Linked DNA regions of Homo sapiens: region 2 is linked to region 1. Evidence: read pairs that join two places in POLR2A ChIA-PET (ENCODE). Cell type or tissue: Panc1. All regions are shown on one strand.

Region 1 (4,000 bases):
AGCCTGGGCAACAGGGGGAGACCCCCAACTCTACAAAAAATATAAAAATTAGCCAGGCATGGTGATGCATGTCTGTAGTCCCAGCTACTTGGAAGGCTGAGGTAGGAGCATCTCTTGAGCCCAGGAGTTTGAGACCAGCCTGGGTCGGGACAACATAGCAAGATCCTGTCACTACTAAAGATCAAAAAAATTAGCCAGATGTGATGGCATGCATCTGTAGTCCCAGCTACATGGGAGGCTGAGGTGGGAGGATCGCTTGAGCCCAGGAGGTCAAGGCTGCAGTGAGCTGTGATTGCACCACTGCACCCCAGCCTGAGCGACAGAGCAAGACCCTGTCTCAAAAAAAAGTAAAAAAAGAAAGAAAAGGACAGAAAGATAAAAAGAAAAAAAAGAAATCTGGCCCCTTCCATTTGCTGCCGTCTGTCAGCATCTGCTTGAGACAGTGCATCTCTTCGAGCAGTCAAGAAAGTCCAGCCTACCTCAACTCACGCCATCCCTGGAGCCCACCCCAGCCACGGGAAACCACCTTTTCCTCTAATGGCCCAGTTCAAGTCCCAGGGCAGGCTCTCATTGGCCCACTTGGGTCACATGGTCATCCCCCAGCCAATCCCCGTCTCTAGGAGATGGAATTATCTGTTTGGCCAAGCATGGGTTACGTCATACACAATGGAGGAGGTGGGCCAGTCCACCTGATCCACGTCGCCTGAAAGTGACAGAACAGGTGGTTTTCAGCACGTGAAGGTGGAGGGGAAGGGGCACCCTGGGGAGGCCATGTCACAGGCCTGGAGCCTGGGCAGTGGGGTAAGAAAGCAAGAGGTCTCTTCCAGGAATTCTGGACGGTGCCCGGGGCACTGGGTGCCTGCAGGGAACAGATTCCGAGCGTGCACAAGAAACCGGCACAGAATGAGGACCGGGCGAGCAGCGGCCAAGGAGGGTCCAGGGCCCTGAGTCCCATGGGGTGACTCCAGCCGGGGAGGGTCCCAACTCTGCGTGGCCCCTGCTGGTGCCCAGGAACAGACGGACAGCCCCAGGGACCGGGGGGTCCAGGGGTCTGTGGGGCAGGGATGGGGAGGCCCCACCCAGTCCACGCAGGAGGTTGAGGTATCCTGGGACCACCGTGTCCTAGGTTTTGCATTTTTAGTAGAGACGGGGTTTCACCTTGCTGGTCAGGCTGCTCTCGAACTCCTGACCTCAGGTGATCCACTGGCCTTGGATCCCCAAAGTGCTGGGATTACAGGCGTGAGCCACCGTGCCCAGCCCAGTGTCTGCAATTTGATGAGTTTGCACATATGCAGTCACCACACTCAAGATGACAGGCCTACCTGTCACTTCCCGAGGTCCCTTGTGTCCCACTGTTTTTGTTCTTTTATGGTAAGAACCCTTACCATGAAATCTACCCTGTGAACACAGTTTGAAGTGTGGGGTACCATACTGTTCACTGTAGCCCAGTCACACAGCAGATCGCGGCATTCCTTAAGCCTCAAGGCCATACAACCATGAAGGAAATGGAACCTAATTGATCCACATCCGCCGGGACCCGCGTCTCAGTCTCCCCTCTAGCCCTGACGCTGCCTCAAGGAGGGGGTCCAGGCTGAAATTCAGAGTAGGGGGACTCGGCTGATTCCTGGGTCAGGGTCCAGGCAAGGGCAGGGGAATGTAGTAAGCTGGGACCCCGCCCAACTGGGACCCCAGGAGCCTCTGAGCCTCAGCAGCCACCCCCTCCACCTACACCGGGTGTCTTAGGCTGAGCTCCCAGCCTCCTCCTAGGGACATCCAGAGGACAGAGGTGGGAGACGGTAGGGGACAAGAACTGGGGGTGGGGGGCAGCCCTCCACATCTTCACCACCACCTCTGCCAATCTTGCCAGCTCTAGAGCCCCCACGCAGGGTGCAGTGGCTGCGGTATGCACTCCCAGGAGGGAACAGGGGCTGCGGGGTACACTTTCCATAGAACTCAGTGCCTACTGTATGCGCTCCCTGCAGGAGACAGCGCCTTATGTATACCTTCCTTGCAGGATGCAGCACCTGCTGTATACCTTCCTTGCAGGATGCAGCACCTGCTGTATATACTCTCTACAGGATGCAGTGACTGCTGTATGCACTCCTCTGAAGGTGCCATATCTACTGTATACACTCCTTTGCAGGGCAGAGTCTACTCTATGCATTTCTACAAGATGCAGCACCTGCTGTATACCCTTCCTGCAGAGCATAATGCCTGCTGTGTGTGCTCCCTGTGGGCGCTGTGCTTTCTGTATACCTTCCCTGCGGGGCACAGGGCCTGCTGTCTGCACTCCCAGTGGAGCTCTGTGGACTGGACATCTGGGAATGGGGCACATCTGAGGAGGATACAATTGTCCTAATGACACATTGACACATGTCCTGAGCTGACTTCTTTCTTTCTTTCTTTCCTTTTTTTTTTTTTTTTTTTTTTTTGAGACGGAGTCTCGCCTGTCTCCCAGGCTGGAGTGCAGTGGCGTGATCTCGGCTCACTGCCACCTCTGCCTCCCGGGTTTAAGCGATTCTCGTGCCTCAGTCTTCCGAGTAGCTGGGATTACAGGCACTCACCGCCATGCCTGGCTAAGTTTTATATTTTTAGTAGATACTGGGTTTCACCATGTTGTCCAAGCTGGCTTCAAACTCCTGACCTCAGGTGATCCGCCTGCCTCGGCCTCCCACAGTGCTGGGATTCCAGGCATGAGGCGCCGCGCCCGGCCTGCCCTTCTCTCTTGACCCCTTCAGTGAGGGCCTTCTTGACATCCCCGCAACCACCACCCCCCAACCTGGGGCCATCAGTGGTGGGCCTGGGCTATTTTCTCCAATAGTCCAGGTCAGAAGGTGGGGGGTCATACATTCCAGGGGGCTGCCTTACCCGCTGGCCTGGGACTGGCTGGGTTGTTCACAGCTGTGCACACAGTAGGTGCTCAATAAATGGCATATGGGTGGCTCTGCTGACATGCTACAGGCTGGAGGGCAGACTGAGTTGGACCAGCAACACCCTGTATGTCCCCAGCAAACCTCTCTCCCTGTGGTCAGCGCTGTGGGACAGCAGGGTGGGCTTCCTGGAGGAGGGGGTGCTCAGACCGAGCCTGGGTGGAGCCCAGGGAGCAGGACAGTCCCTCCACCCCCTCCTTTAGTGCCCCAGTCCCTCAGCCCGCCCGCCAGGGGGCGCCGTGGGGCGACACCAGAAACTGGTGGAGCCCAGAACCCAGGGCCTGGTCTCATCCCTGCGTGGGTGGGCACGGGGCGGCTCACAGACGCCCGGCGGGAAAGGGTGGGGTGGGGGGAGTCCCGGGGTGCCCCCTCGCGTTGCCGGTCCGCGCAGAGCCGGATTCCAGATGGAAGGTTCGCGGTGGAGATCCCTGCCGGGCCCACTGCTGGGATGGGGAAACTGAGGCCGGAGAGGGTGTGGCCGCGGCTGTGAGGGAGAGGGACCGCCTGGACCCGGGTCTGGCTCTGAAGCCCCGCTGGCAGCCCCGGGGCCCGGCAGGGAGGGCGGGAGGCGGGGTGGGGCGCGTCCCCTGGTGACAGCAGCGCCCGGGAATGCGCCAGCTGGGAGGGTCTCTCCGCCCCCCGCGCGCGGCCCACGGGGCCGAGCCTCTCCCCAGTGCGCTGGGGCCCTGCGCTGGGGGTGACCGGGACCTGGGTCGGGGAACCCCCGGATGGGAGCCCAGGCGCGCCAGGGTCCCCATCCACGAGCAGGTCGACCCCCCGCGAGAGGGGTGAGGGGCAGGACCAGGGGAGGGGGCTGTGACCGGGGATGGGGACGCCGGTGGGACGCAATCCGGGCGTCGGCGGGGTAGGGGCAGCGCCCGGGACTCCCAGACCCAGGGCGGGGTGACCTCGGTTCGCGCACATTCCCGGGCCCTGAGCGCGGCGCCCGGAATAGCAGCCCCGGGGCAGAGGAGGGCGGTCAGTCCCCGCGCCGCGCCCCCGCCCGAGCCTGCCAAGGTCACCCGGACCCGGGCGCCCGACACCAGCCTGCGGCTCCGGGACCCCTGCGC
Region 2 (4,000 bases), 70 kb before region 1:
GAGGACTGCTTGAGCTCAGGAGTTCCAGACCAGCCTGGGTAACATGGTGAGACCCTATCTCTATTAAAAAAATATAAAAATTGGCTGGGCGCGGTGGCTCACGCCTGTAATCCCAGCACTTTGGGAGGCCAAGGCAGCCAGATCATGAGGTCAGGAGGTCGCGACCATCCTGGCTAACACTGTGAAACCCCACCTCTACTAAAAATATAAAAAATTAGCCGGGCGTGGTGGTGGGCAGCTGTAGTCCCAGCTACTCGGGAGGCTGAGTCAGGAGAATGGTGTGAACCCGGAAGTCGGAGGTTGCAGTGAGCCAAGATCGCACCACTGCACTCTAGCCTGGGTGACAGAGCGAGACTCCGTCTTAAAAAAAAAAAAAATTAGGCCGGGCACGGTGACTCACACCTGTAATCCCAGCACTTTGGGAGGCTGAGGCGGACAGATCACCTGAGGTCAGGAGTTCGTGACCAGCCTGGCCAACACAGTGAAACCTGGTCTCTACTAAAAATACAAAAATCAGCCAGGTGTGGTGGCGGGCACCTGTACTCCCAGCTACTCAGGAGGCTCAGGCAGGAGAATCACTTGAACCTGGGAGGTGGAGGTTGCAGAGAGCCAAGATCGAGCCACTTCACTCCAGCCTGGGCGACAGAGTGAGACTCCATCTCAAAAAAAAAAAAATTAGGCGTGGTGGCTTGTGCCTGTCGTCCTAGCTACTTGGGAGACTAAGGTGGAAGGATCACCCTAGCCCAGGAGTTCAAGGTTGCAGTGAGCTGTGATTGAGCCATTGCATTCCAGCCTGGGCAAGAGTGAGACCCTATCTCCAAAAGGAAAGAGAGAAACGAAGTCCTGTCCCTATCAGCAGCCACTCCACATCCTGCACCCCAGCCTCTGGCACTACGCGTCCCCTTCCTGTCTCTGAATTATCCTGTTCTAGACATTTCTTAGAAATGGGATCACACACTGTGTGGCCTTTTGTGTCTGGCGTCTCTCACTGAATGTGGCGTCCTCAAGGTGCATCCACGCTGTGGCCTGTGTCAGAGCCTCGCTCCTTTTCATGGCTGAGTATGTCCCATCGTGTGGATGGGCGTTTGTCCGTTCATCCATTGAAGGCGTCTGGGCTGCTTCCACCTTCTGGCTCCTGGGGACATCCGTGTAGAAGTGATGGTGTGGATGCGTGCTCATTTTTCGGGCAGATACCTAAGAGTGGCGTGGCCGGGTCATCTGGAAACTCAGTGAAGAGCTGTCAGGCTTTTCCAACATGGCTGTTCCATCTTACATCCCAACCATGATGACGGTGTGTTGGGTTGGGTGCTTGTCATCCTGTAGTGTGACCTCATGTGACACACAGGGCAACCCATTGGTGGGTGTCCTTATGTCCTGGAGAGGATGAGTTGCCGGCGCTTGTCCATGGCAGGCTGAGAGCAGAGCCCCGTGTCTGAGAGCAGGTCTGTGTTTACCTGGCTGCCTTGTTGCGAGCTCTCCAGTCGGGTTATGCCCAAGCAGCTGTTAGGGCCTGGCCCCAGATCTTAGAACGAGACCCCTTCCCAGTCTGGCCCTGCTGCTGTAACCCCAAGGTGGAAGAAGATTGCTTTTAGGGCTGTCCCTCACATACCTGTTCTCCGTGGGGTCTTTTCTCAAGAATGTGACCTAAATTCCATGTCTGGAATGTTCTGGACATGTGAGCCATCCTCCCAGAGCCGGGGCCCAAAGCCCTGTAGGTAGTAGCGTTTGTACCCGAACTCAGCGTCTGCTGTGCCTGACGCTGCCAGGGCCTACGGTGGGGAGGATTCAGAGGGGACCGGGGTTGGGGGTCTGGAGCAAGGATCCGATGTGGAGGCTGGGGCTAGGGCCAGGGTGTGAGGATCGGGGCCAGTGCTCTGGGTCTGGCTGGCGCCCAGATCTAGGGGCCAGTTGTGGGGTGCTGGGGTCTGGGATGAAGGTCTGGGGTCACGCCAGGGTTGGGGTCTGGGGCTGGGGCCAGGGCCTGCCTGGGTTTGGGGTCAGGGCCGTGTTGGGGTCTGGGGCTGGGGTCGCGACCTGAAGCTGGGGCTGGGACTGGGTTTGGGTCTGCGGCCGAGGCCTGGGTTTGGGGTCTGGGGTCCGCCCGGGGCGCCGACCGTCCCGCCTCCCCGCAGCCCGAGCGGGAAGAAGTTCCGCAGCAAGCCGCAGCTGGCGCGCTACCTGGGCGGCTCCATGGACCTGAGCACCTTCGACTTCCGCACGGGCAAGATGCTGATGAGCAAGATGAACAAGAGCCGCCAGCGCGTGCGCTACGACTCCTCCAACCAGGTCAAGGTGAGTGGTGGCGTCACGCAGGTGACGTCGGCGCGGGGCGTTCTAGGCGGGGACGCGGCCATGACGTGAGCTGCAGGCGACACAGCCCGGCGTCCTGAGCGCAGGAGGTCACAGCGGGCGGAGGGCACAGAGCGGAAGGCGCAGGCCACAGGGTGCAGAGCGCAAGGCGCATGGCGAGGACGCGGCCCGCGGCGGGCGTTCCAGAGCCGGCCGGACCGACCCTGCGGGAGCGGCCTCCCCGGACCGTGGGGGTCCTGGCGGGCGCGGGGGACACGAGGGGCGCCGGCAAAGCAGGGGGTCACCCGGGCCCCGCACCCCCTGAGGCTCCGCGCCGCCGGGGCGCCCCCAGGCCGGACTGCATATCCTTCCTCCCGCAGGGCAAGCCCGACCTGAACACGGCGCTGCCCGTGCGCCAGACGGCGTCCATCTTCAAGCAGCCGGTGACCAAGATTACCAACCACCCCAGCAACAAGGTCAAGAGCGACCCGCAGAAGGCGGTGGACCAGCCGCGCCAGGTGAGCTCAACGCACAGCGACCCCAGCCTTCCCGGCCGGGTTGTTCACTTTGGTGGGTGGACGTTTGGAATGAGGTCGTACGTGGAGCGGACGTAGTGAGCGCAGGAGTTCCAGGCTAGCCTGGGCAACATGACGAGGCAAAAAACAAGTAAAAAATTAGCTGGACGTGGTGGCGCCCGCCTGTGGTCCCAGCTTCTGGGGAGGCTGAGGTGGGAGGATTGCTTGAGCCCAGGAGGCTGAGGCTGCAGTGAGCTATGATCACACCACTGCACTCCAGCCTGGGGGCAGAGCAAGACCCAGTCCTGCGGTCCCCTCTTGGAATGTGCAGGGTATTGGTGCCAGGATACGCCCCACCCTCAACCCCCAGATACCAAAATCTGGGGATGTTCAGGCCCCTCAGAAAATGGTCTAGTATGGCCTCACGCGGTGACTCACGCCTGTAATCCCAGCACTTTGGGAGGCCGAGGCAGGTGGATCACCTGAGAGGTCAGGAGTTTGAGACCAGGCTGACCCAACATGGTGAAACCCCGTCTCTACTAAAAATACAAAAATTAGCTGGGCGTGGTGGTGTGCGCCTGTAATCCCAGCTACCCGGGAGGCTGAGGCAGGAGAATCACTTGAACCCGGGAGGTGGAGGTTGCAGTGAGCCGAGATGACACCACTGCACTCCTGCCTGGGCGACAGAGCGAGACCCGGTCTCAAAAATAAAATAAAAATATTTTTAAAAAATGGAAATGGTCTAATGTTTGCACGTTACCTGCAGGTATTTTCTAGCTTGCTCATGAGGTGTGGATGCTTGTGACGTTCCTTGTGTGTGTTTTATTCATTTTTTTAAGTTTTTCACTTTCGAGACAGGGTTTCTGTATGTTGCCCAGGCTGGTCTCAGGCTCCTGGCCTCAAGTGATCCTCCCACCTTGGCCTCCAAAACTGTGGGGATTACAGGTGTGAGCCAACTCACCTGGCCAGTTGTTGTATTTATTTATTTTTTTTCCCCCCAAATATTTTCAGTCTGCCGCTGGTTGGGTGTGTGGTTATGGAACCCACAGATACAGGGGGTTGACTGCCCATATGTGACTGTGTAACCTACTTCTTAAAAACCTGAGAACCGTGTGTATTTTCTTTTTGTTTTTTCTTTTTTTTTTTTTTTTTTTTGTGACAGAGTCTCGCTCTGTCACCCAGGCTGGAGTGCAGTG

Evidence for each region. Peaks named below come from ENCODE experiments on the same cell type or tissue, not always from the same donor. Only the 100,000 strongest peaks of a DNase experiment are listed, where the experiment ranks them.
Region 2: POLR2A ChIA-PET joins it to region 1 with 6 read pairs; 6 of 35 experiments call an interaction of 5 or more read pairs at or near these places.

The regions. Positions count from the first base shown.
Region 1 is chr19:1,513,187-1,517,186 of GRCh38, reverse strand. No RefSeq gene overlaps it. Among named protein-coding and RNA genes, the nearest start is that of ADAMTSL5, 2.2 kb to the right of the region's middle. RefSeq lists silencers at 3,055-3,134, 3,974-4,000. In Panc1, a CTCF peak has its summit at 3,162 (motif pointing right); no DNase peak of the experiment used is centred here; H3K4me3 peaks cover 821 bases.
Region 2 is chr19:1,583,347-1,587,346 of GRCh38, reverse strand. It overlaps MBD3 (methyl-CpG binding domain protein 3), which reads left to right. Exons shown (of 7, transcript NM_001281453.2): 2 at 2,133-2,292; 3 at 2,670-2,807. Among named protein-coding and RNA genes, the nearest start is that of MBD3, 7.5 kb to the left of the region's middle. RefSeq lists enhancers at 1,817-2,427, 2,428-3,039. In Panc1, no CTCF peak of the experiment used is centred here; no DNase peak of the experiment used is centred here.